Regions from separate parts of the Mus musculus genome. Here all the other regions are linked to region 1. The links are chromatin loops, found by intact Hi-C in ENCODE. Cell type or tissue: heart. All regions are shown on one strand. Links, peaks and the distances in the headings refer to the core of each region. The heading gives the core; the rest is flanking DNA. Region 1 has its middle 8.2 kb from the start of Mir181c. Region 2 holds the start of Mri1 (methylthioribose-1-phosphate isomerase 1). Region 3 has its middle 16 kb from the start of Ccdc130. Region 4 overlaps Il27ra (interleukin 27 receptor, alpha). Region 5 has its middle 23 kb from the start of Gm23626. Region 6 overlaps Zswim4 (zinc finger SWIM-type containing 4). Region 7 holds the start of Ccdc130 (coiled-coil domain containing 130).

Region 1 (4,444 bases), core at 298-4,297:
TAATAAATGAAAATTAAAAGGCAAAATAAGCAGGGCAGTGGTGGTGCACACCTTTAATCCCAGTACTCATGAGGCAGAGGCAGGTGTATCTTTGTGAGTTCGAGACCAGCCTGGTCTATGGAGTCCGTTCCAGGACAGCCAGCCAGCCAGGACAGAGAAACCCTGTTCTGAAAAACAACCCCCACAAAGAAAAATAACCTTAGTGCTATAGAAGGTGTAAATTTGAGTGTATGTTAATGATATCGCAATGCACCTGTCTAAAAAAGTAAAAGCTGGCTGACAAGAAGGCTCAGAGGGTAAGGTCATTTGCCTGATAGCTTGTGTTATCCCCAACACCTAGAAGATGGAAAGAGACCTCTAAAGCTGTCCACCCTCCGCAGCCCCGCTCTCTCAGCCCTGTGCTCACAGCCACAGTCCCTCCTTGGCTGCTCAGTCCTCCAGTCTCATTCCCACACTTCCTTGTGCCCTGAGAGCTCTCAGAGCAGCAAACTTCACAGAACTATGTGCTGCGTGCCTGCCTCTGTCCCAGCGATGCGGGCAAGTTTCATGTTTGTTCTGTTACCTGGAGATTACGGATCGTGAGGGCTCAGCAAAAGCTCTTAATGGTACACAGCTATGAGGGCCATAGTTCTTGCCCTGAAGGGTCCGGGCTCCAGCTCAACGGTAGAGCTGCCTAGCATGCATGAGGCCAAGGTTCAATCCCTAGTCACGAAAAATAAAACAAAAGCAAATGCAAACTCTTGACTTGGAGTAGATGATACATGAGCACAGCAGACAAGAGAGGAGGAAGCCTGGGCTACTTCAGACAGCAGGTTGGAAGTGGAAAAGAATGAAGAGGGGAAAGGAGGAAAAAGAAAAAAGGTAGAAAAGGAAAGAGGTGGGAAGGAAGGGGAAGAGATGAGACAAGACTGTCTTTTTTTCCTAAAGATTTATTTATTTATTGTATGTGAGTGCACTGTAGCTGTACAGATCGATGGTTGTGAGCTTTCATGTGGTTGTTGGGAATTAAATTTTAGGACCTCTGCTTGCTCTGGTTGACCCCGCTCGCTGTAGCTGACTTCAGACAAACTAGAAGAAGGCATCAGATCTCATTATGGGTGGTCGTGAGCCACCATGTGGTTGCTGGGATTTGAACTCAGGACCTTCAGAAGAGCAGTCAGTGCTCTTACCCGCCCAAGACTGTCCTTAAAGAGCTCACATAAGCACTCATATAAAAAGGAGACTTGGGCTGATGAGAGAAGGCTCGGTAGGTTAAAAAGCACTTGGCACCATGACTGATGTCCCGAGTTCCATCTTCAGAGGAAGGAGAGAAGTGACTCTTGCAAGGTGTCCTCTGAACACATACATATGTGAGAAAAATGTTTGAAAAGTCTCACCATGTAACCTTGGCTTGCCTAGAACTTGCTTGCTATGTGACTAGGCTGGCTTCAAACTCGAGGCTCATTTTGTCTTTGTCTCCAGAGTGCCAGAATTAAAGGAAATTGTAGAAAAGTCACAACAGCCATGTTTGTAGCACAAGTGTGTGATCCCATCTTGGGGAAGTGGAGACAAAAGGACCTCTGGGGCTCTCAGGAAAGCCTAACAGGGGCCCCAGGTTTTACTGTGCTCAAAAGCAAACTAGTGGTAGATGTGGTACAAGCCTTCAGTCCCAGCACTAGAGGTATACAGACCCCTGGCAGAAGGAACGAACAACTTATGCCCAGGCCCTGTTCAGCTTAAGGCCTGACAGCAGGACAGAGGGAGATGTGGGCTATGGAGAAAGTGAGGGCCAGCAGGGTCAGGGGAACAATATGTGGCCTTGTGCAAGTCATTGCCTTTAGTTCTGAGGAGCAGTTTTGGGTGGGCCAAGCGCCCTCTGGTGGTCATGAGAGAACAGCCGGAGAGGGCGAGAAGAACAGGCAGGTATCAAAGTACTTTGTCCAAGAGAGATGGTATGAGGCACACGGTGAGAGCTCTAGAAAGAAGCAAGATTCGAGATGCATACACAGGAACAGAAAACCTAACTTGAAAATTCGCTGCACCTTTCTAAAGGTTTTGGTCTCCGCAGCTGGGAGCATGGTGCTGGCTTTACTGCAGACAGCACAGGTGGCAGAAGCTGGCTCGAGACTCTATGGCCAGCATCCTTCTAGCCCTACGTGTCTCCGCCGGAGCCTCACAGGGGTGCAGAGAAAACAGCCCCGTACTTCCTGGATGTTTTCTAAGTGTGCGAGCCGCATGCTTTTGAGCACCCGTGAGCGACGCCCAATGCTGCCGACTCAGGGACTCTGGGATGCCGAAGCCCAGGGCAGTCACATCTGGGTCCCCAAGGAGACCCAAAGGCTGGGATGCCGCAGGACATTATCGGGAAGAACGGGAGCCTTCTCGACGGTGACCCAGACACGGGCTTGCCTTGCTGCTCCCTTTCTATCCTGAGCTCCTAAGGCGATGACAACCGGAACGTAGACTGGTCCCTGACTAGCAGTCAGAGATTCTCTCTCCGAACATTAACCGGTTCCGGAATGCATAGGCGCCTGCCTAGGTCCCCTGAATACACTACAGGAAGAGAAAGCAGACATCCGGAGAGAGGCCTTAGAGTGAGTCTGGAGCAGACTTAACTTCTAGGAATGGGGTGGGGTTATTTCGGAAGAGCCTTTTCATCGTTTTAGCGCTGGAGGGTAGGGGGCACTTCCCAGGCTACGCAGGAGGTCGAGGCAGAGTCCTTATTTGCAGTGGGAGGGAAAGCTGACTGAAGGGCATCCTGACCCAAAAACAGAGCGCTGGAGTCTGCTGCCCCCTACAGGACACTAAGCAGGCAGGAAACCCCAACCTCGAAAAGGACAGACTCCTTGGCTGCTGTGACAGTATTGCCTAGGGCAAAAGGCTTGCCTCTCTGAGACTCAGTGGTCCACCTGTGAATAGGACAATATCCCCTTAACTGACTTTGCTGGTTTGACTCTGACATGCCAGTCTTTGTAGCTCTGAGGGAGAGTCCAAAAGAAAGTTGAGGAACCTGTCCAAGGGTTGTCTCTCCAAACAGACATACAGAGTGAGTAAATGGGCGAGGAATGAACAGGCACCATGTATTCCAAAGCCATACTCCCAGGCTGAGCATGGCAGCGATGCCTGTAATCCCAGCACTTGGGAAGTGGAGGCAGATCAGAGATTCAAGGTCAATCTTGACTTTGTGGAGGGGTGTAGGAAAAAGACACATTGAGGCATTAACAACGCTGACTTCATCTATGAAGGCCCAATTACTATTACCTGTTTTGTTTTAAGATTTATTTATTTTGCCGGACGTGGTGGAGCACACCTTTAATCCCAGCACTCAGGAGGCAGAGGCAGGTGGATTTCTGAGTTCGAGGCCAGCCTGGTCTACAGAGTGAGCTCCAGGACAGCCAGGGCTACACAGAGAAACCCTGTCTCGAAAAACCAAAAAATAAATACATAAATAATTTAAAATAAAAAATAAAATAAATAAATCTTTTTTTTTTTTTTTTTGGTTTTTTCGAGACAGGGTTTCTCTGTATAGCCCTGGCTGTCCTGGAGCTCTCTGTAGACCAGGCTGGCCTCGAACTCAGAAATCCACCTGCCTCTGCCTCCCGAGTGCTGGGATTAAAGGCTTGCACCACCACGCCCGGCTGATTTATTTATTTTAAAGAGTTATTATGTATACAGTGTTCTGCCTGCATTTATGCCTGCAAGGCAGAAGAGGGCACCAGATCACATTATAGATGGTTGTGAGCTACCATGTGGTTGCTGGGAATTGAACTCAGGACCTCTGGAAGAACAGCCAGTGCTCTTAACCTCTGAGCCATCTCTATAGCCCCAGCATTTTGTTTCATTGTTTTGTTTTTGTTAGGACAGGATTTCTCTGTGAAGCTCTGGCTATTCTAGAACTCACTCTGTAGACCAGGCTGGCCTCAGAACTCAGAGATCCCCCTGCCTCTCCAGTGCTGGGACTAAAGGCGTGCGCCACAACCCAGCTGGTGTTCCTGTTTTTTATTTTCTTTGAGACTGAGTTTCATGTAGCTCAGGCTGGCCTCAAGTTCTTTGTAGGCAATGCTGACCTTGATCGGATGCTCGTACCTCTATTTCCAGAGTGCTGCACCACCTTGCTTCTTTTGTGCTGTGCTAGGATGGAACCCAGGGCTTTCTGCATGCTGGCTTAGCACTCCACCAACTTGAGCCGCACCCTCAACCCCCAAATTACAATGCACTCCCATTTATTTCCTCGCATACGCCTTACTCTGAACCCCAGAGAATTTTCCTGGGCCAGTGGAGACTTGTCTAAGTAGGAGGATGTCTGGAAGCCTATCAAGGAGAAACTGAGGCAGGAATGCAGTAAGGAGTTAAAGGAAGGCAGGCAGCCGACAGGAATCCCAGCGCTGCAGGCCCACAAAGGTAACAGCCTGGGTTTGAGGGGGGCTAAAGTCTTCAGCCCCCGGACTTGAGAAGGGCAAACATA
Region 2 (4,444 bases), core at 208-4,207, 70 kb before region 1:
AAGGTTGCACACCCTGGACTGTGAGTGCCAGCTCCCGACTGGGAGGTCCTTGGGAAGCAAAGGTTGTAGGGTTTGGAGGCACTTGGTCCCTAGAGCCCCTGTTATTTAAACTGGTGGGAAGAAAGCTCAAGACTAGGGGTGTGTGCTCTGTGCCCACTCTGCCCCTGAACTTCTGGCCCTTGTCCAATGCTCCCTTTTCCCTACAGCTTATGAGGACAAGCAGCGAATGAAGCGGACAGAGATCATCCACCGCTCTTGGTTCCCCTCAGCCCAGGGACCCAGTGCTAGCAGCAGCAAAGCTAGCAGCGTCCTGAAGAAGCTGTGCCAGGGCCGCAGACCACCCCCCAGCAGCACAGGCACGGTGGGGGACCTGGGCATAGTGAGGAGAAAGTCTCGAGACGTTCCAGAAAGTCCTCAGTGTGCAGCAGACAACTCCTTGTCAGAAGAACAAAGAAGGCCACCAGGAACCACCCAGGGTAGCAAGACACTTGAAGAGGCAGCAGAAGCATCCAGGACCAGCAAGACATCAGAATCCAAGAGAAACTGTAGTGATCAGGCCTTCCCCCTAGGTTCCTCCCAGGAGGACCTGCTGAACCCCAACACCCCCAATGCCTCCCTGGTGGCTGACTACTCTGACTCAGAGAGCGAGTAAGGGAGTCAGAATTCCAGGACCAGAAGCCATGACGCGTCCAGACCTTAGGGACTGGCACATTGCTGCCAGCCCAGATACAGACCTACCTTCCTATACAGATTATTATTTATTTGGTTTTGGTGAGAATGCCTGTGCCTTGATGTAACCCTGATACCTGAGCATTAAAGTGCTGTTCTTTGTCCCTGCCTTGTTTCTAAACTCATCTAGTAGCTGCCCTGCCCTCACTTCCAGCCAACTAAGCAGATGCTGCTGCATCGTTGTGACGGCAGTGTGGCCCCACAAAGCCCGATGAAGGGTTTGAGATACTGACCAAGATTGGCCACGGCCTGGGGTGACGTCCCCTTATGAGGTGTCAAGGACTACATAAGGAAGGTTGAAAGAGGGCCAGGCTGCTGGAGCCAGAGAAATAAAGCTAACGGCAGGCAGGAAGAACATCCAAACTCCATGTCATGGGCTGGTGTGGGTCACTCATAGTGGCCAGCCAGTAGGGATGTTTGTGAAACAACCTCAAAAACACCCTAATCCAGCCAGGCATAGTGGGCAGACAACCGTCATCCTGGCACCCCAGCAATAGAGACAAGGTGTGGTCCAGCTTTAAAATAGGGTTTCTCATGTATCCCTGGCTGTCCTGGAACTCGTTCTGTAACTATTGTGGAGCCAGATTCACAAATATATCTCTACCTCCTGAATGCTGGAATTAAAATCTGAGGTTTATTTTTGTGTGTTTGCATGTTGTGAGTATGTTGTCTCACTGAGGTTTGAAAGAGGGCCTTGAATCCTTTAAAACTAGCGGCAGTCGTGAAGCCTTTGGTCCTCTACAAGAGCAGAATGCACGCCTAACCATTGAGCAATCTCTTCAGGCCCTGAGAATAAACGTCCCTCATGGTGCTTGCTTTTTTTTAAAAAAATGGAGACAAAAGTAGTCCCACGGAAGGTCGTTTGACACGCTGATTAAGCGCTGGGTGTCTGTGAGCCGTGGATAGGCAGAGCTGAGAGTTCCAAGTCATCGCTTCAGTAACGGATGGACGATTTCCGGCAAAAAAATAGCCCCATCACCAAGCATCTTGGAGCTAGAACTCGGCCTTGGGAGAAGTTACAGCCACTCTGGAAGACGCTAATCGCCCGATAACCTAGGAGCGCGTGCGCATGCGCACGCGGCAGGACGCAACTCCGCCCCGCAGCCTGTGCAGGATTCCTCGTGGCCCTGCAGGGTAGGCAACATGACACTGGAAGCGATCCGCTACTCGCCCGGCTCGCTGCAGATCCTCGACCAGCTGCAGCTGCCAGAGCACTGCCACTATGAGGCACTGAGCTCCGTGCAGCAGGCTAGTGAAGCCATCCGCGCCATGAAGGTGCGCGGAGCCCCGGCCATCGCGCTGGTCGGCTGCCTCAGCCTGGCCGTGGAGCTGCGGGCCGGCGCCGGCGGTCCCGGACTCGCTGCTCTGGTGGCCTTCGTGCGAGACCAGCTGCGCCTCTTAGTCGCCGCCCGGCCCACCGCTGTCAACATGGCCCGCGCCGCCCGCGATCTGGGTCAAGTGGCAGCCCAGGAGGCGGAACGAGAGGGTGCCACTGAAGAGACCGTGCGGGAAAGGTACGGGATCCTGGACCAGTCTTGTGTGCTCTGCCCAGCTTTCCTCTCTACCATTTTCTTTCCCATCCCACTTCCGGTCCAGCCACTTGGTTCTTACTGCTTTTCTGTTGCACCGGTACGGCTCCTGCCTGTGGCTGAGACTAGAGTCTAGAGCATTAAAGCACTGGAGTTAGAACTTCATCTCCAGGTTCCTGCTCCTTCCCCTCCCCTTCTGTAAAAACACCTTGTCCCTGATTCTGCCCCTTCCTGTTCATCAACTGCCTCTCCCACCATGACGTCATCATCACAGAGGTAAAGGGTTTCCTCCTGTTTACTGCTGTGCGTCAGCCCCAGCTCCTGGCTCACTTATATTAGTGATCAGAGTGGAAGTGTCCTCAGGCTCTCAGAACCCCACCTCACCTTTAAAGGGCGGCCCCTTCAAAGTTAGCCAGCTCCCTTCCAACAGTGCTAAGAGCTTCTTCTGTCCCCAGAGTGATCCGCTTCGCCGAGGATATGTTGGAGAAGGACCTCAAAGACAACCGGAGCATCGGGGACTTGGGAGCCCGCCATCTCCTAGAGCAGACCAACCCCAGGGGTGGCAAGGTGACCGTGCTGACCCACTGTAACACGGGTGCTCTGGCCACTGCTGGCTATGGTACAGCGTTAGGTGAGGAGGCACCTTCAATTGTTAGGGCATGGGACATGTTATGGGATGCAAGGCAAAGCAACTGGAGCTGGGGGTGTAGTTCAGTGGCAAGAGTACTTGCTTAGCTAGGGCTGGCTCAGCAGCTTAAAAGTATGGACCCCTCTTGCAAAGACCTATTAAGTTCTCAGCACCCACAGTAACTACCTGCAGCACCCTCTTCTGGCCTCCACGAGCACATGCCCTTACATGCATAGAGACACACATGTACATAATTAAAAATAAACACTAGGGCTGGAGAGATGGCTCAGTGGTAAAGAGCATTGACTGCTCTTTCAAAAATCCTGAGTTCAATTCCCAGCAACCACATGGTGGCTCACAACCCGTCTGTAATGGGATCTGATGCCTTCTTCTGGTGTGTCTGAAGACAGCAACGGTGATGTATTCATATGCATAAAATACATAAATAAATCTTTAAAAATAAAAATAAATACTTTAAAAGAGTACATACTTAGCTTAGAATACACAAAATCCAGGATTTAGTCCCCAAAACTCAAATGAAGAAACTACTTCAACCACAGAAGTGTAAATATTAGTTTTGTTTTGATTTTTCAAATCATATTTTGTGTATACCTGCTGTGCATATGTGTACCATGCATGTACATTGTGCCCAGAGGACAGAAGATGGTTTTGGATCCCCTGAAGCTAGAGTTACAGATGATTATGAGCCACCATGTGGGTATTGGGAACCAAACCCAGGTCCTCTGTAAGAGCAGCAAGTTCTCCTAGCCACTGAGCAGTCTCTCCAGCCCCGCATATTAGTTTGTTCGTTTTTCCTACTCCCAGTATAGCAGCTCCTGTACAGAAACCCTTGGGGAGTTGTCTGCAGGGGTGGCTACATCAAGGAGTCCAACCCATGCATTAGAACCCTGGCCCTCCCTGTGCACATGGATTGAAGTAGTTCTGCTATCAGAGTCTACAAACTTCCCCGGGTCACCTGCCTGGCCTGGCCCGCGCCACATACCTACAGAAGGGGCATAGTGTCAACTCCCAGAGGACAGAGGAGCTGAGAGTGACACCCCCTGAGTAAGTGGCCACAAGATAGCAATTTGGGAGTCAAGGCAGCAGATTCCTCCTGGCCCTTGGTTGTCCCAGAAGCTCTGCTGTCTGCCAGAGTCAGAGCTCAATCTCAGAAAGAAGCTCCTGTGCCCCGTTTATTGACTCCACTAACAGTCATGAAGCAACTACTGACTGTTGCAGCGAGTGAGAACACAGTGATGAACCATGGGAGAGACACCAGGCACCTGCAGCCTAGAATACAGAGAGGAATGACAAGGGGCTTAGAGGCATGGGTGAGCAGTGGAGCACGACTGAGAATCCTCCTCCGAGGAGCTGTGTGTGTGGCTGTAGAGCACTTGCCTCCAGAATGCAAAGCTATGGGCTCCTTGCATCCCCAGCAAAACAGACAGAAGGCGCTAAAGGCCACTCAGCAGGCTAGGACAAAGAAGGTCATCTTTCAAGGCTTAACCTGAGCCATATAGCAAGACCCTGTCTCAATGACAAATGTCCTAAATGATGA
Region 3 (4,444 bases), core at 217-4,216, 99 kb before region 1:
CTCACCTGGCTTGCTCAGCCTGCTTTCTTATAGAACCAAGACTACCAGCCCAGAGATGGTCCCACCCACAAGGGGTCTTTCCCCCTTGATCACTAATTGAGAAAATGCCTTACAGTTGGATCTCATGGAGGCATTTCCTCAACTGAAGTTCCTTTCTCTGTGATAACTCCAGCTGTGTCAAGTTGACACAAAACTAGCCAGTACAATTGACCCCTTGTCAACTTGACACACAAAAACATCACTAGTAAGCCTCAACCCTTAGTTCTTATTCATCTCCAAGATCTTAAATAACTTTAAACGTCCCACAGTCTTTACATATTCTTAAAATTTCAATCTCTTTAAAATATCCATCTCTTTTAAAATCCAAAGTCTTTTTACAATTAAAAGTTTCTTAACTGTGGGCTCCACTAAAACAGTTTCTTCCTTCAAGAGGGAAAATATCAGGGCACAGTCACAATCAAAAGCAAAAGTCAATCTCCAACCGTCCAATGTCTGGGATCCAACTCACGATCTTCTGGGCTCCTCCAAGGGCTTGGGTCACTTCTCCAGCCAGGCCCTATGTAGCACACGCGTCATCCTCTAGGCTCCAGATGCCTGTACTCCACTGCTGCTGCTGCTCTTGGTGGTCATCTCATGGTACTGGCATCTCCAAAACACTGCATGACCCCTTCAGTCCTGGGCCTTCAATTGCAACTAAGGCTGCACCTTCACCAATGGCCTTCCATGGCCTCTCACAGTGCCGAGCCTCAGCTGCTTTGCGTGACCCCTTCATGCCTTCAAAACCAGTACCACCTGGGTGACCCTTACATATTACCAAGTCCCGCTGCAGCAGGAGTACAACCTTGGCCATCTCTGGAACACAGCCTCTTTGTTCTTTCAGAAAACACTTCCCAGAAGATGTCACCTCAATGATGCTGGTCTCTTCTTAATCACCACTAATTTCTTAGCTCCAGCTAACCAGCATCAATAGTCCCAGTAATGCAAAATTTTTGCTTTGGTAGTTCTGGTATCTTATTAATCACAGCTGATTCTTCAGCCCCAGCTAACCAGAACTACAGAATCTTCACAATCAAAGCAGCAATGGCCCTGAAAAGAGTCTTTAATTTTCCCTCTGAAATTTCACAAACCAGACCTCCATCTTCTGCACCGTTCTCAACATTATCTTCCAAGCTCCTACACAACATCTGACAGAGCTCTTAACAACAAATGGATCTTCAAGCCCAAAGTTCCAAAGTCCTTCCACAGTCCTCCCCAAAACATGGTCAGGTTGTCACAGGAATATCCCACTCTGCTGGTACCAATTTGTCTTAGTCAGGGTTTCTATTCCTGCACAAACATCATGACCAAGAAGCAAGTTGGGGAGGAAAGGGTTTATTCGGCTTACACTTCCACACTGCTGTTCATCACCAAGGAAGTCAGGACTGGAACTCAAGCAGGTCAGGAAGCAGGAGCCGATGCAGAGGTCATGGAGGGATGTTCTTTACTGGCTTGCTTCCCCTGGCTTGCTCAGCCTGCTCTCTTATAGAACCAAGACTACCAGCCCAGAGATGGTCCCACCCACAAGGGGTCTTTCCCCCTTGATCACTAATTGAGAAAATGCCTTACAGTTGGATCTCATGGAGGCATTTCCTCAACTGAAGCTCCTTTCTCTGTGATAACTCCAGCTGTGTCAAGTTGACACAAAACTAGCCAGTACAGGTAGTGTTTATGGGTGGTGTGTGTGGTATTGAGTGTATGTGCATATACATATGTGTGGAGTATGTTTATATGTGTGGATGTGTTTATCTATGCTATAGTGTATATGGTGTGTATAAAGAGATATGTGGCTTGTGTATATGTCAAGTATTGTATTTGTATGTGTACATATGTATTGTATGCATGTGTATGTACATATGTTCGTATGGTGTGAATTGTGTGTGGTATGTGTATTATGTACATGTATGTGTGTATATGAGCAGATATATATGGATCTGTGGTGCCAGAAGAGGGGATCTAATGCCCTCTCTGGCTTCTGTAAGCATCAGGCACATATATGGTGCACACGCACACGCACACGCACACACACACACACACACACACAGAGGCAAACAATCTGATATGCAAAATAAAATCCCTTTCATTTTAATGTTTATTTTATGCATATGAATGTCTTTGTTGGTTGGGTTTTCATGTTTGTTTGTTTTGTTTTTTTGTTTTTGAGACAGGGTTTCTCTGTATAGCCCTGGCTGTCCTGGAACTCACTTTGTAGACCAGGCTGGCCTCGAACTCAGAAATCTGCCTGCTTCTGCCTCCCGAGTGCTGGGATTAAAGGTGTGCGCCACCACTGCCTGACTCATATGAATGTTTTATTTGCGTGTATGTCTGTGCACTGTGTGCATGCCTGATACCCATAGAGGCCAGAAGAGGGCACCAGATCCCTGGGAACTGGTAAACAGCTGTGAGCCACCTAGAAACTGAACCTGGACCCCCTGCAAGAACATGAAGTCTTCCTAACAACTGAGCCACCTCTCCAGCCCTTAATTTTTTTTTAAGGAAAGTAATCTTGTTCCGTTGCTATCTTGGATAGTAAGATCATCAAGATGGAGACAGCCCTGTGACTTGGCTGCTATCATAATGGTATCATCTTGATGGTGAGGACCATATAACTTCATTGCCATCTTAGTTAATAAAGTCACATGGCATAAAACACCAATCAACATAAACACCCATAAAGTCACATGGCATAAAGAACCAAAAATATCAAGTTTAGGGGAAGCACCCATAAACCTTCAGGAGATCAGCAGGCCCTTAGGATTTCCTGCACCACAGACAAGCATATGACCCAATCTTTTTGTTTGCTTGTTTTGCTGCTTCCGGTGTGGAACCCAGAGCCTTGTACAAGGTGAAGCAGTGGTCAGCCACACTCCCAGCACACCCCCTCTCCTCTTAGGTCTGTTAGACAGTTACTTTATTTTGTTTACACAATGTTTTTGTAAGTGTCAGCTGTGTTGGTGAAATCAACCCAGTGTGGCTGCCGTCCTGGAATTCTGCAGCCTTCTAAAAAATTCTATAACTTTAAAAATCCAAGCTCTCTCTACAAATTCAATGTCTCCTTAAAGTTCAAAGTCTGTCAACTATATTAAGCTAAAAAAAAAAATCAGTTACATACATTCTTAGTCTAAGAACAGGGCACAGTTTTAGTTAGATCAAAGTAAATTCAAAACCCAGATGTATACATAAACTCTTTAATGTGTCCAGCATGTGGAACTCACACTCTTCTGGGCTCCCACAGGGCTTCAGCCCCGCCATTTCTCTGCCTCTTCCATCTTCAGTACAGCTTGTCTCATTAGGCTCCAGGCACTGCCGGCTCGTCATTACCCCTCAGTCCTTCAGCTTCCGTACTGCTAAAAACTCTTGGGTGGGTTGCCGTGAACGCAGAGACAAGGACTGATGACATGTCAGCCTGGAGTTTTCTCCAAGCAGGTCTGTGGGGGATGGGGGTTGTTCTCTGTGTGGGTGGGGCTGCGGGGGGAGGGGGAGGGCAGACTGGGTTTCTCAGCTTGTGCGTGGGAGGGCAGGGCTTCCAGCCTAAGAAACATATTGCAGGAACAGCCCTGAGAGTCTTTGGGAGACTCTGAAACTTCACAAGCCAGACTTCCACGGATTTATCTCATCATTCTTATCTTTGAAGCTTCCACACAATAGTCATTAAACTTGGAATACGGCTTTTTTTAGGCCCAAATTTCCAAATACTTCAACAGCCATCCCAAAATAATTCAGTCAGATCCGTTGCAACAATTGCCCACTCTCAGCTACCAATTTCTGTGTTAGGTTTCCACAGAAGCTAATCCCTGGGCCAAGGAAAAAAGGTGCGATTTCTGGGTCCCAGGAAGAAGAGGAGGGGGACGAGACAGAGAGAGGTCTTTTCAGCCAGACTTTGGGGAGAGGAGCATGAACCATGTAAGGCCTGGGAGCAACTAGAACTGGTGGTGGTCTTCGCCACCTGCGGAATTTTGATATAGGATAGCTGATGAGTTTAGAACAATAGATCCTGTGCCTAGCCATTGAGTTATCTGGCTAGTATTTAAATATTAAGGTTGTCTGGTGTTTTTCATCTGCAGCAACTCAGGTGGGCAGGAGAAAGGACACAGCCATGGGGAGGTCTTTGGCAACTGGCTGAGCTAGCTGTGGGGTGATTGGCTGGTGTAAAGTAATCGCAGCTCCCTGGGTTCTTGGGAAAAGCAAGCTCTCGAAAAAGAACAAGCACATTTTTAAAATTACACGCAGCAACTTAAAGCTATGGTGGAGTAAAGTATTTGTTTAATCTTACAGTTGACCCGCCATCATGAACAGAAGTTGGGACAGGAACTAAAGCAGAAGCCATGAAGGAATGCTGTTTACTGGCTTGCTCCTGGAGGCCTGCCTTGTCATACTGCCCAGGAGTGACACTACTCACGGGGCCTGA
Region 4 (4,000 bases), core at 1-4,000, 150 kb after region 1:
AGTGTAGCGCTTGTAATCACAACAACAATAGCTGGTTCTGGTATGGTTTGGGGTTCAGGGTCCAGGGGAGAGTGTATCTGGAAACTTCATTTCAATTGCGCTAAGTAAAGGACAAAGAAAAAGCACCTTGGGAGGAGCCCCGGGGAACAGCATGTTTTCTGAGACAGGGTCTTACCCTGTGAAGCTGGCCTCTAACAATCCTGCTTTCGTCTCCTGTGTGCTGGGATGACAGCTGTGAACTGTCGGGTGTAAACTGTCAGTCACCCGGCCCACTGTTGAGTTCTTTCAGAAAGTAGGTGTACTGCATACATTTTAAAGAAGAACAGAGAGGTTAAGTCACTCTCCTCAGGTCACGGTGTTGACTTAAGAGCAAGGGATTCAGACCCCAAGCAGAGCAGGGTGAGGCATGAAGTTGGTGCAGGGCTGGAAGCTTAGCCTGGGGCTTAGGCTGTGCCAACGAGCATCTCTTCCCAATCTCTCCTCACAGCCATCCCAATAGAGTCTGGGAGGTGAAGGTGCCTTCCAAACAGAGTTGGGTGACCATTCCCCGGGAACAGTTCACCATGGCTGACAAACTCCTCATCTGGGGGACACAAAAGGGACGGCCTCTGTGGTCCTCTGTCTCTGTGAACCTGGAGACCCAAAGTAATGAAGCGTGGGCGGGGGTGGGGGGGGGCATAGTGCAGGGAGCGTGGGAGGGTGGCTGAAGGCCTGAGCTCAGTGCACTCTGGCCTCCCATTTGCAGTGAAGCCAGACACACCCCAGATCTTCTCTCAAGTGGATATTTCTGAGGAAGCAACCCTGGAGGCCACTGTGCAGTGGGCGCCGCCCGTGTGGCCACCGCAGAAAGTTCTCATCTGTCAGTTCCGGTACAAGGAATGCCAGGCTGAAACATGGACCCGGGTGAGTGTCTGGGCTTCCTTCCTACTCTCTCTGCAGAGGATGGGACAGCATCCCGAATCCTACAGAGCACAGTCTCATTTGGTGCCTATCACGGAGTCACCCCAAGTCCTTCATAGATGGCCTCACAGGCAACTTGGTTCATTTGTTGCTTATTTTTTGAGATAGAGTCTGGCTATGTAGCCAGGCTGGCCCAAAGCCATGGTCCTCCAGCTTTGTCTTCCTGAGCGCCAGGATGACGGGGTTTCGCTGCCATCCCTAAATTCTGCCCAAGTAGCTTTGGGGGATGGGTACTGTATGATCCCGGCTAGCCTGAAACTCACAGAGATCCACCTGACTCTGCCTCCCATGTTGGGATTAAAGGTGTGCAGCACCACACCTGGCCTGCATGGGTTTCCTAATCAGTTAAAATTTTGTCTCAAAAAAAGGAAATAAATAAAAGGACCAACGCGCAGGCGGGGGCTGGGAGATGGCTCGGTAAACAGTACCTGACACACAAGCGTGTGGCCCCGCAGCCAGTGAAAGAGGCGGGCACGGTGGCACCATGTAACCTCAGCAGAGGCAGTCAGGCAGACCTCAGGACTGACCCACCTTCCAGTCTAACAAATGAGTGAACTCCAGAGTCCGGGAGACATTTGGCTGAGAAAATGAAGTGGAGGAAGAGGGAGATGACTCAGTGGGGAAAGGCAGTGGTCATGAATACTTTATGACCTCAATTAGATTTCAGGGACCCACACAAAGGTAGCTGGAGAGAACTTACTCTATACTTGTCCTCTGACCCCCTCCCCACGTATACAATATACACAATAATACACAATAGTAAATAAAGTTTAAAAATAATAAGATGTTGAGCAACAGAAGACACAACATCAACATCTGTACACACATACATCTGTACACACACACACACACACACCCCAAAGGTTTCATGTAACTCAATGATAGAGGTCCTGCCTAGCCTTGTGTCAGAGCCAGGACCATAGCATTGGAAAAAGAAGAAAAAAGTCTTCTCAACAGAGGGTGGCCCCATCTGTTTCCCCAGCTGGAGCCCCAGCTGAAGACAGATGGGCTGACTCCTGTTGAGATGCAGAACCTGGAACCTGGCACCTGCTACCAGGTGTCTGGCCGCTGCCAGGTGGAGAACGGATATCCATGGGGCGAGTGGAGTTCGCCCCTGTCCTTCCAGACGCCATTCTTAGGTGAGGACAGCTCCACTTGTCTTGCACTTTTGGGCCTCAGCCCACCACCACCACAGGCCAGGCAGTCTTGTTCATCTAACTTCACCTGTCTTTTCTCATCCTCATCAGATCCTGAAGATGTGTGGGTATCGGGGACCGTCTGTGAAACTTCTGGCAAACGGGCAGCCCTGCTTGTCTGGAAGGTGAGCCTCATGACCAAAGGGGCTTGGGAACTTATCAGCAGCAATGGCTTCCTCTGCTGCCCCCTGGAGGTTTTTTCTAGGATTGCAGAGCTCTCTTGAAGCGCTAGTTGTGCGAGCAGGAGTTGGTGGGGTCTGCCTGTAGGGGTTCTGAGGTGTGTTGGTTGGGACAGGCAGGAGAAAGAAGATATGAAGGTCTGGATTCAGGACATGATATCAGTGCAGCTTGGCAAGATGTAACACATGTACTAGACTCAGTGTCTATGTCCATAGCACGCTGCCGGGCTGCCCCTGCGCTGCTGTCAACAGGTAGAAGAGCCTATCCTAGTCTCCTGATTCAAGGTGGCCCACACCTATGATCCCACCTGCTCAAGAGATTGAGGCAGGAAGAAAGCATGTTCAAGACCAGCCAGAGTGAGTTCAGGGCAACTTAGTCTGAACAAAAAGTTTTAAAGGGGGACTCAGTGACAGAATACTTAGCAAGAGTGTATGAGATTCCAGGCTCCCCACTCAGCACTGAAAAAATTCTGTTGAACATCTAATATCTGCTGGGCATGGCTGAACTCTACAAGGAATAAAACATACCATGACTCTTGAGCCACACAGCTAAATGTCATCCATTTAGTTCGACATGTGTTTATTGTGCATGTGAACATGCAGATGTGTGTGGGTGCCTGCACGTGAATGTATGTATACACATATGCATGCACACATGTAGGTAAGTGTATTCACACATGCGTGCAAAGGCATATATGTTTGTATATGGTGTAAATGCATGTGTGTATACCATTTATACTTTCTAACTCACAGAGATCCACCTGCCTCTGTCTCTTAAGTGGTAGTATTGAAGGTGTTAAATATTGTGCCCTGCTAGAGTTTTCTGGAATCACTTAAATTATTACACATTCTCATCCTTGTACATTTCCACTGGGGAGGAAGTTACAAAGCCACAGGGGAGGGAGCCGGAGGTGTGCAGCAGGGCAGGAGCCCTTAATCAATGTTCCAAAGCTCTTAGGTCCTGCTGGAGTGCAGCCCAGAAATAGAGCTTCCCTGGAGTGTCCGAGGTCATGGACTCTAGCCACAGCACTGCATGAGCCAGATGTGATGGGGTGCAGCTGGAATCCCAATGGGAACCAAGGGGGCCAGGGACGGTTCAAGGCCATCCTTGCTTAGATATAAAATTTGAGACCAGCCTTCTGTATGTGAGATGTGTGCATGCGTGTGCACTCGTGGAGGTCAGAGGACAAGGGACAAGGGGGTGAAGCAAGCTTGAATGAAAGAATTCAGTCTCAGGAACCACGTAAAAAGCTGGATGTGGATCTGGAGAGATGGCTCAGCACTGGCTGCTCTTGAAGATGACCCAGACTCTGTTTCCAGAACCCACATCTCAGCTCCACAGCTGTCTGTAGCTCCAGTTCCAGGGATCCAATGCCTTCTTTTGGTCTCTGAGGAATTTTTTTTTTTTTTTTGAGACTGGGTTGTTTGTTTTGAGACAGGGTTTCTCTGTATAGCTCTGGCTGTCTTGGAACTCAATCTGTAGACCAAAGTGGCCTTGAACTTGAATTCACCTGCTGGGATTAAAGGTGTGTGTCACCATGCCTGGCTAATGAATCTTGAAGTCGTCGTCATCATCATCATCATCTGGGTGTTGTGGTGTACTCACACACACACACACACACACACACACACACACACACACACACACACACTAAGATAAATGTA
Region 5 (4,444 bases), core at 235-4,234, 170 kb before region 1:
TTTACAGTTTGGGGACCCATGAAGGTCAAGAAAGGAAGCCATCTGCAGGGGGAGGACCCTACATTTCAGTCCACAAAGCCAAGACAATCCCCGGGAGGCCCTTCTCCCTGGTGACTCTAGATTCTGTCAAGTTGACAGTCAGTGCTAACCCTGGCACTCAGGCCTGGAATCCAGAGACTGCAGGATCACAAGGTAACACCTGCCCGTGCATCAGGATCCACTTCCAGCAATAACTCAGCATGCAGGAAGCAGACACAGGCAGCGCTCTGTGAGGCTGAGGCCAGCCTGGCCTACCTAGCAGGTTCCAGGACAGCCAGGCCTACATAGAGTGCCCCTGTCTCCAAAAAAGAGAAAAGAAAGAGAGAGAGAGAGAGAGAGAGAGAGAGAGAGAGAGAGAGAGAGAGAGAGAGAGGGGGGGGGGAGGGAGGGAGAGAGAGGAAAAAAACAAAAGAGAAAAAGAATTTTTTTTAAAAGAATAGAAAGAAAATTTGCTGCCTCAAAAGCAACAAACAAAATTTCTTCAAAATACTATATATTTTATGGATATCCCCATTTCCATTTTAATTCACATGATATGTTTAGCAGAATATATCTATAAATAAACAAAGTAAATACCCAGGGATGTGCTGAAAAATTGTCTTCTTGGCAGGAGTAGAAAACAGTGGAAGAATACCTGACTAGAATACTCTAGAATACCTGACCTCCACATCCACACCACCCCACACCGCTCTCCAAGTGCTTGCTCACAAAATAAATACAATCTATTAAAATGTGTTTTACAAAAACCACTTTCTTGGGCTAGTGAGATGGCTCAGTGGATATGAGCACGGATTGTTTTTCTGAAGGTCCTGAGTTCAAATCCCAGCAACCACATGGTAGCTCACAACCATCCACAATGAGATCTGACGCCCTCTTCTGGTGTGTCTGAAGTCAGCTACAGTTTACTTATTTATAATAATAAATCTTTGGTCTGGAACGAGCAGGGACTGAGCGAGCAGGGCTGACTGGAGTGAGCAGAGGTCCTAAAAAATTAAATTCCCAACAATCACATGAAGGCTCACAACCATCTGTACAGCTACAGTGTACTCACATACATAAAATAAATAAATAAGTCTTAAAAAGAAAAAACAAAAACAAAACAAAACACTTTCTTGGCCCTAAAAGTTTCTTTCCTGAGTCAGGTGGTGGTGGCACACACCTTAAATCCCAGCACTCTGGAGACAGAAGCAGGAGGATCTCTGTGAGTTTGAGGCCAGCCTGGTCTACAAAGAAAGTTCTAGGACAGCCAGGACTACACGGAGAAACCCTGTCTCCAAAAGGCGGGGGGGGGGGGGGGGGGGGGAGCGGCGGGGAATCTTCTTGCTGAAAGTCTGTGCGAATACTCATTGCAACCTTTTAAAGGTCTCATTGCTTCTGAGAAAAAAAAGCAAGAAGAGCATGAATGCGGAGAGACCGAAGAGGAAGGGTGGGGAGAAGCCCTGGAGAGGCACAATCTAGGTGCTTTGGTTACTAGTGAAGGACGGATTGGATGGGTTGGACAGTGAGTGTGTGGGTGGAGGAGGGAGAGGCAAAGTAGGCGAACGTGGGAAGACATATGGTTGGGGTAACTGATGCATGGGTAGACATACTGAGTGAACAGGTGGACACATGCATGGGAGGAAAGCCGGATACATGGCAACACCTAAGGGTGAGGAACGCGGGTCAGTTTGCCGCCGCCCATAGATGCTCAGACATACCACCAGGTGTCGCCATAACCTTAGGAACTACCTCAGAGGGCACGTCAAGTAGGCCTGCTTCACATCCAGCCATAACCTTAGGAACTACCTCAGAGGGCACTTCAAGTAGGCCTGCTTCACATCCAGCCTACCAGACGTGCTCAGGCCCACCTTGCATTCGTTCCCGCCCATCAGCACCCACAGGCTTCCCCTTCTCCAGGAACAGTGGCAGCTGCAGATAAGCAGGGTGACCACACACACGCAGCCTCCCTGGGATGGCAGGGTATGAAGACTGAGGGACTTAAACTGGTTCCTGTCTTGCTAGCATCAGCGGCTCCTGCTGTTACTCATGGGTACATCACAGCCATCAGTGTCAGCCCAGGAAACCACCCCAGCTTTACACCTTTGAAATAAAATGTTATTAAGCCCTAGCAATCCGCTTAGAGATGCAGTGGCAAAGGGATTGTTTGTAGTTGAACCTTTCTCCAAACCACTTCCCATTAGCTATCAGCGTAGCTCGTTCCCTCACAGCTGGGCCAGAGTACCTCTGAAGGCAGAATTTCCCAGCCTTTCCCAACATGCCCCACCTCCCCGCACCCTACCCAAGTCCCCAGAGAAAGCACTTGTCCCCTCTGCCAGTCCTTTCTGGCTCCACTGCGCACAAGGGATCCGGGTCTTTTACAAAGCCGGTTCAGAGTATTCCAGGCAACCTTAAGGCAGAGGGTTGATGGACTGTCAAGGGACAACTGGAGTCACCCACACCATATCAGCGCATTCTATCCCCTGAAGCTTGCCAGTTCAGGCTTGGCTGGCCCACAAGCCCCGCACAGCTCCCTTACAGCCTGCCCCGTGAATACTCACTCCCACTCTTTCCTTCTGGCCTGAGGGGTGCTGTGCATTTTGTGCGCCTGGTGGGCCAAGATGACATCCCGGTGGTCCACCACGCCACCACGCCGTTTCAGAGTTGGCCCCTCGAGGCTTCCGCTCATCTGCTGTGACCACGGGACATGCAGAGTCCTGGATGAGCCTGCCAGGGTGCAGTCCGTGCCTGGGTACCTTGGGCTGTGCAGGAGCTCATGACTGAGGGGAGAAAGCATGGGGTCAGAGCCCCAAGAGGCCCTCGGCATCCATGGGCCTCGCTCAGATATCCCAGGAGAGGAAACTGGAGGGAGAGAGGAGACAAGGAGAGCAGAGTGAGAGAAACTGAGGGGAGGCCAGGGCTGTGCGCGAGCAGGTGTGAACAGCAGAGGCCACCCCACCCTGCGCCCGGAAGTTCAGCGCCCCAGGCCCGGCTGCCAGGATTGAGTATTCCCTTGGCAACTGGGGGGCAGGAAAGACACTTCTAGCAGTTGCCGGGCAACACAGGCCATGGGTTGAAAGGGCGCAAGGGTGTGGCTGATGCTAAGCAATAGAACTACCTAGCTCCAGATCGAACTGGGGTGGGGTGGGGAGGGGTGGGGGAGGGGTGCTTTCTCACATCTAGATGCTCCCTTCTGCAAAGTGGACCCTCTAAAGCCCTTGCTTTCTGTGCTCTGGACCTGCGTCCAGTGGACTTCAGATCCCTGATGGCAAGTTCAAACTCAGTTGCACTGGACCAAGAGGCTGGTCCTGATCTGCTTCCTGTGTAGTTAGAAAGCACACCGAGAGCCTGTCTGTTAGTTTCTTTGTCTCGATGTTTTATTTATTATATTCATGTGTTTGCAGTGTGCATGGGGCACTGGTATGTGCATATATGTATGCGGAAGCCAGAGATCAACATTAGGTGCTATTCCTCAGGGGCTACCACCTTAGTTTTTTAGACAGAGTCTCTCACTGGCCTGGAATAGAGTAGACTATGCTAGCTGACCAGTGAGCCTAGTCTAGTCTGCCTGTCTCTGCCTCCCCAGCATCATGATTCTAGCTTGTACCACCATGCCTGGCCTCTGTCCCCACCCCCACCCCCACCCCCGACATGACACACACACCCTAGGGATTGAACTCAGGTCCCAATATACTAAGCTATCCCCCTAGCCCTTTATTTTCTTCTTGTTGTTATTTAAATTGTGTGTGTGTGTCTGTGTCTGTGTGTGTGTGATGGGTGTATGGGTGTGCCGTGGGCCATCTGTACTGATCAGAGGACAATGCTGTAGGCATCAGTTCTCTCCCTCCATCCTTGGGCTCCAGAGACTGAGCTCAAGCTATCAGGCTTGGTAGCAGTGGCCTTTACCCACAGAGCCATCCTATACCTTTCCGATTTTGCTGTTTTTTTATGTGCACGAGTGTTTTTCCATGCAGTCTGTGCATTGTCTGTGTACACACCCTGGGAGGTAAGAAGATGGTGCTGGATCCCCTGAAATGGGATCCTGCCCATTGTTAACCACTATGTGGGTGTGGTGTGAACTCCAGTCCTCTGCAGGAGCAGCCAGAGCCTTTAGCCACGGAGTCATTTCTCCAGTCCCTATTTTACTAATTTTTGAGGCTGTCTCACCTTGCTGCCAAGGCTAGGCTGAAACTCACAATCTTCTACCTGAGCCTGGACAGTGCGAGGCTTATACATACGCACCACCATGCCAGCTCTTTAATCTGTTACTTTGTCCTTGGTTTAATTCTATTTACTTGCAGTATGGAGGCAGAGTCGGAGCACACCACGCAAGGACTCGACTCCCAGCTCTTTTTCACTTTCTGTTTCGCCAAGTTTGTCATGAAACTTATTCTTGTAGCCCAGGCTGGCCCCAAACTTGTGATTCTCC
Region 6 (4,444 bases), core at 146-4,145, 43 kb before region 1:
GCCACACAGCTCTGAGAGGAATGCTTCTTAGCAGAGGTGTTGCAGTTCCTGGAGACCAGGGTGGGGGGAGGGAGGGGTTCCCCCAGCTGAGCTGAGGAACTCAGGAGCCTCAGCCCTCCTCCACTTGTTTGCTTCTTCGCTTCTCTTCAGTAATTCTTTTCTTCTTGGTTTCTTCTGATGAGAGAGTCACACCAGGCAGAAAACCTCATGAAGGAGATTTCTTGTAGGATCCAGGTGTGGACAGATGAATCCAGGGATGGCTGCCCTCTGCTCCCAGGAGCAGACAGCAGGGAAATGAACAAAGGGCAGGGCTGTAGGATTTCTGAGGGGGTGGCACTTTTCAGGGCAGAAGTTTCCAGATTGAGGATTGGTGGTTTCAAGTCTAGCTTGGGGAGCTCAGGAATTGGTGGGGTTTCCTGTTCAGGCTTGGGTGGGTTCTCCTGCTCAAGGATTGGTGGGTTTGTGTGGGAAAATCAGGGATTAGTGGGGTTTCCTGCTCAGGGATTGGTGCCTTTTTTTCACCCCGTTTTCACTGCACCAGGCCAATGGGTTAGGGTGGGAAGTCCTTCCTGGCCACAGGCAGCTTTGTCTGAGGAGCCATCTCTGTGGAGCTGCTTAGGGAGGTTGGAGAGAAGATGTAGCCACCGTGGACAGCTCCTGCAGTGGTGTTTCAGGAAAGCCTTAGGCTAAGACAGGAAAGGTGTCCACCGTGGGCAGCTCTGGAGGGAGAGCTCCTGCCGAGGGGGAAAGGAGGTGCATCACCGTGGACAGCTCCTGTGACCGATGGCTGCAGGCAGAGGAGCTGTGGGGCACTGCCATTTTAACAGGAGCCGCCATTTTGACAGCTCCTGTCAGGGGCACCTTACCCTGCCTGTAGGCTAGGACAGCTGCTGCTGTGATGACTTTTGCAGAGCACCACTTAGGGACTTTACTCACACCTTTAATACTTTAATCCTGGCACTCAGGAGGCAGAGACAGGCATCTCTGAGTTTGAAGCCAGCTTGGTCTAAATGGCCTGTTCCTGAACATGCAAGGGTACACAGAGAAACCCTGTGTCAAAAAACCAAAGGTAAATAAACAAGGTGAAGAACAATTGAGGCCATCCCCCCAAAAAGATCAGGTGGTTTTTTTTGTTTTTTCCAAGACAGGGTTTCTCTGTGTAGACCTGGCTGTCCTGGAACTCACTCTGTAGACCAGGCTGGCATCGAACTCAGAAATCCACCTGCCTCTGCCTCCCAAGTGCTGAGATTAAATGCATGCGCCAACACGTCCGGCCTAAGATCAGGAGTTTGGATTTAACTTTATCAAGCCATTCTAAACGCTTGTGACTAATTCACCTAGATATTAGAGTGGCATGTGGAGATCATCGTTGCTGTGTGTGCACAGATGGTGAAACTGAGGCATGAATAGATTAAGTGGTCCATACTGGGCTTCTCAGCAGAATTGTGCATCAAGGTCTTGCTGGGGTGATCCAGTCTCCTCGGTGTATGTTTTGTCTTAGGGTTCCACCTGAGTGGGAACATCAGAGAAGTGGGGGGCCCAGGGGCGATCCCGTCTCCTCAGTGTGTGTTTTTTCTTAGGGTTCCACCTGAGTGGGAATATTCGAGAAGTTGGGGGCCCAGGAGAGCCAGAGCATCTCTACCACGTCTCCATCAGCTTTGACCGCTGCAAGATCACATCTGTGAGCTGTGGCTGCGACAATCGGGACCTCTTCTACTGTGCCCACGTGGTGGCGCTGTCATTGTACCGCATCCGTCATGCTCGCCAGGTGGAGCTGCGGCTGCCCATCTCTGAGACTCTGTCACAAATGAACCGGGATCAGCTTCAGAAGTTTGTGCAGTATCTCATCAGTGCACACCACACTGAGGTGCTGCCTACCGCCCAACGTCTTGCTGACGAGATCCTCCTGCTGGGCTCTGAGATCAACCTGGTTCATGGTGAGCAGAGGGAGGGAGGGGCCATGATGCCCTGCTTTGGGGGTGTGACACACTGAGAGACAGACACATCCTAAGGTGCCTGAGCCCAGGGCACCTGGGCAGTTAGAAACAGGGAAGTTGTAACACTGGCCTGTCATCTCAGGACTGGGGAGGCTAAGGTGGATTGAAACATAGTGCCACCCTGTCTCATGTTCAGAGAGAGAGAGGGAGGGAGGGAGGGAGGGAGGAGAGAAAGAGCAGAGGGTTAGTCCCAGGGTGAGGTGTTTCAGAGTCCCAGGGTAAAGACTTAAAGATGAGAATCACTGAGTTATGAATGAGGTGTGCAGTCCAGGAGGTATTGGAAGGGAGGGGTCTGCTGCTGGTTTGTTTGGCTATAATGGTAGAAAGGTAACAGTAATGGATGGGAACTAACTCGGGTCATGGGATGCTGGGTGGATTCTAGGAGGTTATGATTCATCACCAGGGTGAACTGGTGCCGTGGAAGAGTATGGGGATAAGCAGATGGGTAGATCAGTACAGTGCAGTGAGGGGACTAAGCGTTGGAAGGGTGGCTGGGAAGAGATGGCTTGCATGGGACTCTGAAAGGCCAGTGGGTATCCAGGGATAGTGGCACACACCTTTAATCCCAGCACTCAGGAGGCTGAGGTGGATGGATCTCTGAGTTTGAGGCTAACCTGATCTACATAGTGAGTTCCAGGACAGCCAGAACTATAGAGTGAGACCCTTCCTTAAAAAAAAAAAAAAGCCAGGCAGTGGTTGCGCACATCTTTAATCCCAGCACTTGGGAGGCAGAGGCAGGCGGATTTTTGAGTTCGAGGCCAGCCTGGTCTACAGAGTGAGTTCCAGGACAGCCAGGGCTACAGAGAACCCTGCCTCGAAAAAACAAAAAATAGACAGACAGACAGACAGACCAGTAGGTATGCATGCTGGGGACTGGTAGGTAGTTGTTCTGGGAGGAGCATGGAGCAGTGATAGGTGTGATGGAGGCATGTTTGTGGACCAGAGTAGCTCAGGAGTGCACAACATGACTGATGGGTTGATAAATCCAAGGCGAAGTAGTTTGAGTGTCGAGACAAGTCCAGATGGTGGGCAGGTGGAGTCATAGGATGAGTGCATACATTGAAGGTGGGCTGGAGGCAAGACTGGTGAACCAGGCTGTGTACAGAATGTGGGTGTGGAGGAACTGGTATGGAGATGAGGAGATGGATAGAAACTGGCTTACTACGGATGGGCGGTGTCTGGTAAGATGATGGATGAGGAAATGGATGAGTGACTGATGTTTTGTGGAAGATGAATGGATACAAACAGTGTTTCCATAGTACCTGACTAAGTGAACGAAGGGGCTTGTAGTGTTTGGGACCAATGCCTGGATGGACAGATGTATTCATGGTAGAATATTAGGTGGATGGAAGAGAATGGTGGAGGGATGGATGGTTGGATAAATGAGTGTGTAGAGGACAAATGGATGGGTGGTGAGTTAATAGGTGGATTGCTGGTATGGTGGAATGGATTGTGGACTTTGGAGGAATGGACACAGCAAGAGTGGACACTCTACTCTTGTCCCCGCAGGTGCCCCAGATCCCACAGCGGGTGCAGGCACAGAAGATGCCAACTGTTGGCATCTGGATGAGGAGCAGATCCAAGAGCAGGTGAAACAGCTGCTGTCCAATGGTGGCCACTATGGGGCCAGCCAGCAGCTGCGCTCCATGTTCAGCAAGGTGCCAAGGCTGGGGCTGGGCAGAGTAGAGGGCCCGCCTGGTATGCACTTCTCTTTCTTACCACTTGTGTCTCTGCACAGGTGCGGGAGATGCTTCGAGCACGGGACTCCAATGGGGCACGCATGCTAATCCTCATGACTGAGCAGTTCCTGCAGGACCCTCGCCTGGCCCTGTGGCGGCAGCAAGGTGCTGGCATGACAGACAAGTGCCGGCAGCTGTGGGATGAGCTGGGTGAGGCTCCCATTCATGTTAGCATCTGTGCCCCAAATCTCTTCTCTACTTAGCATTATTAAGTATTTCCAACATGCCAGCCACCTACTGGGTGCTGGAACTCCCAGAGAGAACAAAACACAAAAGTCTGGCTCTCCTGGGATTAATATCCAGTAGGGAAGATCATGATTAATGTTATATGTTTTGGACTAGGGATATAACTCAGTGGTTGCAGGCTTGCATAGTATGCATGCTCCAGCAAATGTGGATGGATATGTTCATGGATGGGGAGTGGATGGGAGGATCCATGCTTGCATAGATGGTTAAGTGCTACATAGCTTTGTCCCATGGTGTCCCACATCCTCCAAGGCACAGACATCTGGGATGCCCAGGGACCTGACGTAAAACCAGCCAGTGTTACAGAGACTTTGTACATACCCTTTCTGTATAGTTTTGTCTTGTTTTGATTCAGGCTGACCTCAAGCTCACAGTGTTGCAAGGGATGACCCTGAGTTCCTGGTCTTTCTTCCCAAGTGCTGGAGGGCTCACTGGTCACCACCAGAGATGGCTGGATTGGTT
Region 7 (4,444 bases), core at 159-4,158, 83 kb before region 1:
CCCACGGACGCTCCAACTCCTGATAGCTCAGCCTTAGTTGCTCACACCCATAACAAGAACCCTGCTACTGCTGCTACAGCATAAAGTACACTAACACCCTACAGGAAAGGCCGGCTTATCGGCTTTTCGGAAATGCCTCCTCTGATGCTCCCCTCAGGAGGGTTAGCTTCATGCATGCCTGGCTAACTCACTCCTCCCAAGTCATCTCTGAATTCGCGGTTCCCCCTCTCTCACTGCCACAGACTTTTTCCTGGGAGGATACAGCACACAGACATCTACTCATCCTTGAAAGAGAACCCACACAGACCAAAGTAACCATTGCACTGAAGTCTGATGTCCTACAAACGACATCCTACCAGGGTTATAAACAGGAGTGTGTGTCAGGGTTGCTTATAAGAAGGGTTGACTCAAAAGCAGGCCCTAGAGTCTCTGCTCACACTGTGAGTCCCCTCGCCCTGTCATTGACTCTTTATATAAAGCTGAGCTCAGGGGCCTTCAAGAATCTTCCATGTTACTAACCTTTTATTTTTTAATAGACCTGGCAGAAATGAAGATATCTAGAGAGACTCGTCCCCACATCTCTCAATCTATCAGACCATAAAATAATGAACTCCAAAGAAATGGGAATTTCCCCAGGAATCTCATGGTGGGCAAAAGAAAGGGCGCCAGCCAGAGGGGGAAGAGAAAGTCTTCTGGAAAGAGATTTCACCCAGTTCTAGGTTTTGCAGACCAACTTACAGGATGAGACTGAAGCCCAGACAATGGTGGGTCAATGGTGGGCGGGACCACACCTTGACCAAGACTGCTTAGATGTGAGATCCTTGTACCTTTAAACCATGATCTCACACCAGAACTTAAGAGTGTCCCTTCCCCGAATCGCTTTCTAAAGTGCCACCATTGAATAAACCTCTTTTTTTCTGCTTTCTACTTTTTTGGTGGGGGTGGGGGGGCAGATTTTTTTCGAGTCAGGGTTTCTCTCTGTAGCCCTGGCTGTCCTGGAACTCACTCTGTAGATTCAGAGATCCACCTGCCTCTGCCTCTCTAGTGCTGCGATTAAAGGCGTGTGCCACCGTCCCCCGGCTTTGCTTTGTACTTTTTGTTTTGGGTTTTTGTTTTGTTTTGTTTTTTGAGACAGGGTTTCTCTGTATAGCCCTGACTGTCCTGGAACTCACTTTGTAGATCAGGCTGGCCTCGAACTCAGAAATCCACCTGCCTCTGCCTCCCAAGTGCTGGGATTAAAGGCGTGAGCCACCACGTCCGGCATTGCTTTGTACTTTTAAGATTTATTTACCTGAACAGGTGTTTTGGCTGCATATATGTATGCACCACATACTTGCCCAGAGACCTACAAATATCCCTCTGACTCTACTTCCCTCAGTCGTGGCACACTAGCACTCACCCACACACATACATATGTATTTTTTTGAGACAGTGTACTCCTGACAGGCCTTTGATTATGTAGACTACCTGCCTCTGCCTCCAGAGTGTTGGGATTAAAGGTGTTGGCCACCACGTCTGGTCATAAACATAATTTTTTAAAATCCATAAATAAATAGCCTGGGCTGTATTGGTAATCCCACTACTTGGATATCACAAGGCGAGTCAGAAATTCAGAGTCATCTTCAGCAATATAATGAGATGCAGGGTCAAACTGGGATACAAGAAAACCGGTCTCAAACGTCAGTCAAATCAAAGCTTAAAAATGACGAATCAGCTCCTTCGAAAACGCAACCGCCAGGGAGGGCTGGGCGGTGCCAAAGTAGATCTTCCGGGAGGAAGCCATCTCCAATTGGACCACTCCCGGTGGGCGGGGCTTCTAACGGCTAGACAGGCCTGAATTGGTCAGTCTGCAATAGCCTCAGCCAATCAAGATGACGAAAGTGCCTCGCTCCAGCTTGCGCAGGCGCTTTTGGGCCGCAGAGGCGGGCGCTCTGCGGGTTCCTGGCTCCGGGTGTGCTTCCGGGCTGGTGGAGGCGTGACGTCAGGGAGAGGGCAGGTAGGTACGGGGTGAGGACCGGTCCGCGACGGCAACGGGGGTGGCAGGTCCTCAATCCCACCACTGCGTCCTGGCACGGGAGATGCTGTATCTGCGGACGCGAGCGGGTTCCCAGGGCCCAGCCTCCGTTTTAGGCCAATGGCACCTCTAGGCGTCTTCATGCTGAAGATGAGCCCTCCTAGCCTGAATTGAAACATAGTGCTTGGGAACAGTAGCTTGGGGGCCGGCAAGGTGGCTTAGCTGGTAGTGGCGCTTGTGGCCAAACCTGACAACATGAGAGTTCGACCCCTGAGCATGTTGAAAGAATCGATTCTTGTAGGCTGTTCTCTGATCTACATTCTCACTTCGTTGCACACTCTGCCAACACACGCAGAACAAATAAATGTAATTTGTAAGGGGCTGGCGAGGTGGCTCCGCGGTTAAGAACTTGACCTGCTCTCTAGCAGAGGACCAGGGTTCAGTTCCCAGAGCTCACAGCTGCCTGTATCTCCAGAGAATCCAACCCTCTACCCTTTCCGGTCACCTGAACTCACTTCTGCACACACATACACATAACAAAAATATTTTTTATAGTTGTTAGTAAGTAGGAGAAATTTGAAATTGTCACTTTTCTTTGTCCCATGCCTGTTCTTCTCAATACTTAACACCTGTCATGACTCCCAAAGGCAGTCTCAGCGGCTGAATCCTTTAGAAAACTTTTTTTTTTCCCCAAATGGAGAAACTGGGATCCAGGTAGCCCCTGGCCCAGAGTCAGGCAGCTAGGAAGCAGCAGAGAGGAGATTGATGCCCAAGCTGTGGTCTGCTGTGGCATTTGAGGTCAGGAATGACCCTTGGCACAGAAGAGCCCCTGTGCATCCACCTGAGCAGACTGGGTGTAATCTGGCTGTGATACTACCTGTGGTGATTAGCCATTTAAGACTTCAGAAGCTGAGGCTGGAAGATCTGGAGTACTAGGCCAGCCGGGATTACACAGAAAGGCATGTCTCCAAAACAAACATGTTCAACATTGTAAAGCAGACCCCAAGCACATAGCACTTCAAGCTGGGTGTCCACACTACCAGCCCATACACTTTTTCATTATAGCAAACCCCAGAGTCACTCCCGCTCCCATTTCCCTCTGTTTTTAATTTTTGTTTGTTTTGATTTTGCTTTTTGAGACAGGGTCTTCCTGTCTGGTTCTGGCTAGCTTGGAACTTGGCTTTGTGGACCATACTGGTCTCGAACTCAGTGTGTACCCTCCTGGTTCCACACACACACACACACCCCGAATGCTGGGATTAAAGGCATACACCATCACTCCCTGGTCTGTATTCTCTTCTGACAGGCGATGAGCAGGCACTCCACAACAGTCAGACCCAGGTCCGCAGCTGGTAAAGAATGGAGCTTGAATTTAAACTCAGGTAGCTGTGCCTCGCAAACCTGGCTGGGCATTGAAGTACTTGGCCACCAAAGGTATCTGGGTCAGGACGTGTGATGATGACTCAGTAGGTGAAGACACTGACACCAAGCCTGGCTATCTGAGTTCCATCCCCCATGTGGGGGAAGGAGAGAGTTAACTCCTCCTCTGACCTGCACACAATGGCACAGTCACACCTGGACACACACACACACACAATGTTTTGTTTTAATTTAGGGGTGGAGAGATGGCTCAGTAGTTAAGAGCACATACTGCTTTTCTGGAATATCTGAGTTCAGTTCCCAGTCCCCATGTCAGGTGACTCAACGGCTGCCTGTAATTCCAGCTCCAGGGAGTCTAATGTCCTCTCCTAGACTCTCTGGGCACAAGCACACACTATTTAAAAATAAATTTCTCTTTTAAAAACCTTACCCCTGGAGGTGGTGATGCACACCTTTAATCCCAGTGCTTAGGAGGCAGAAGCAGGTGGATCACAGAGCGAGTTCCAGGGCTAAGGCTACACAGAAAAACCTTGTCTCAAAAAAAAAAAAAAAAACAGATACAAACAAAAATAAAAAATCCTCAAGACAGCTGAGAAGAGTGGAGAAAATCCTAAATAAATGCAGTTTCTGAATTCTGGCACTTCAGTTTGCATTTGAAGCTTTGCCCCACACAAACAAATGCCCTGCCAACATCAGCCTCTGATGCTCTGTGAGTCCTCCGGGATCACTAAATGAAGAAAGAGAAAAGGAATAAAGGCCATGGTTACTCCTAAGTGAAGCAGAAAGTTGATTGTAGATAAAAGGGAGAGCAGGGGCAGAGACATCTGGGGAGCCCAGAGTGCCAACGTGTCCAGATTGAGCCAGACCATATGGGAGAGAGGAGAAGGTGCAGCACCCAGGTGGGCAGACATACAAAAAGGAGTGGGTAACTCAAATGTCTGGGTTTTATATATATATAGAGAGAGAGCCTTTGTGGGGGAGCAGCCTAGCCTCTGGGCTGCAAAGTTTAGGGTAGGGGATAAGATATGTCAGCCATACCCCTTAATGTGT

Evidence for each region. Hi-C counts contacts between places; a loop is a spot of excess contacts. Peaks named below come from ENCODE experiments on the same cell type or tissue, not always from the same donor. Only the 100,000 strongest peaks of a DNase experiment are listed, where the experiment ranks them.
Region 2: it touches region 1 in a loop (4-fold over the local background); 2 of 42 quality-filtered maps call a loop at or near these places.
Region 3: it touches region 1 in a loop (7-fold over the local background); 17 of 42 quality-filtered maps call a loop at or near these places.
Region 4: a loop joins it to region 1, with 4 times the contacts of the local background. A loop is called at or near these places in 20 of 42 quality-filtered maps.
Region 5: a loop joins it to region 1, with 7 times the contacts of the local background. A loop is called at or near these places in 20 of 42 quality-filtered maps.
Region 6: a loop joins it to region 1, with 2.0 times the contacts of the local background. A loop is called at or near these places in 3 of 42 quality-filtered maps.
Region 7: a loop joins it to region 1, with 2.3 times the contacts of the local background. A loop is called at or near these places in 16 of 42 quality-filtered maps.

What each region holds. Positions count from the first base shown.
Region 1 is chr8:84,184,962-84,189,405 of GRCm38, reverse strand. No RefSeq gene overlaps it. Among named protein-coding and RNA genes, the nearest start is that of Mir181c, 8.2 kb to the right of the region's middle. In heart, for the core only: a CTCF peak has its summit at 1,854 (motif pointing left); DNase peaks (open chromatin) are centred at 1,815, 2,185 and 2,745; H3K4me3 peaks cover 1,089 bases; H3K27ac peaks cover 1,820 bases.
Region 2 is chr8:84,254,689-84,259,132 of GRCm38, reverse strand. Mri1 (methylthioribose-1-phosphate isomerase 1) reads left to right here and starts at 1,809. Exons shown (of 5, transcript NM_026423.4): 1 at 1,809-2,243; 2 at 2,714-2,889. The coding sequence starts at 1,873. Ccdc130 (coiled-coil domain containing 130) reads left to right here. Exons shown (of 10, transcript NM_026350.3): 9 at 1-20; 10 at 207-1,366. The coding sequence ends at 652. In heart, for the core only: no CTCF peak of the experiment used is centred there; DNase peaks (open chromatin) are centred at 1,812 and 2,674; H3K4me3 peaks cover 1,964 bases; H3K27ac peaks cover 2,433 bases.
Region 3 is chr8:84,283,823-84,288,266 of GRCm38, reverse strand. No RefSeq gene overlaps it. Among named protein-coding and RNA genes, the nearest start is that of Ccdc130, 16 kb to the right of the region's middle. In heart, for the core only: a CTCF peak has its summit at 2,404 (motif pointing right); DNase peaks (open chromatin) are centred at 2,406 and 3,406; H3K4me3 peaks cover 513 bases; H3K27ac peaks cover 489 bases.
Region 4 is chr8:84,037,577-84,041,576 of GRCm38, reverse strand. Il27ra (interleukin 27 receptor, alpha) reads left to right here. Exons shown (of 14, transcript NM_016671.3): 3 at 488-645; 4 at 746-903; 5 at 1,943-2,099; 6 at 2,208-2,281. Among named protein-coding and RNA genes, the nearest start is that of Il27ra, 3.0 kb to the left of the region's middle. In heart, for the core only: a CTCF peak has its summit at 2,350 (motif pointing left); DNase peaks (open chromatin) are centred at 881, 2,306 and 3,336; H3K27me3 peaks cover 1,887 bases.
Region 5 is chr8:84,355,258-84,359,701 of GRCm38, reverse strand. It overlaps a transcript of Cacna1a not described here. Among named protein-coding and RNA genes, the nearest start is that of Gm23626, 23 kb to the left of the region's middle. In heart, for the core only: a CTCF peak has its summit at 1,739 (motif pointing right); a DNase peak (open chromatin) is centred at 1,741; H3K27me3 peaks cover 1,647 bases.
Region 6 is chr8:84,228,234-84,232,677 of GRCm38, reverse strand. Zswim4 (zinc finger SWIM-type containing 4) reads left to right here. Exons shown (of 14, transcript NM_172503.3): 3 at 1,581-1,937; 4 at 3,507-3,655; 5 at 3,736-3,886. Among named protein-coding and RNA genes, the nearest start is that of Zswim4, 6.6 kb to the left of the region's middle. In heart, for the core only: a CTCF peak has its summit at 1,729 (motif pointing right); no DNase peak of the experiment used is centred there.
Region 7 is chr8:84,267,894-84,272,337 of GRCm38, reverse strand. Ccdc130 (coiled-coil domain containing 130) reads left to right here and starts at 1,936. Exons shown (of 10, transcript NM_026350.3): 1 at 1,936-1,996. In heart, for the core only: a CTCF peak has its summit at 1,749; a DNase peak (open chromatin) is centred at 1,857; H3K4me3 peaks cover 1,694 bases; H3K27ac peaks cover 1,538 bases.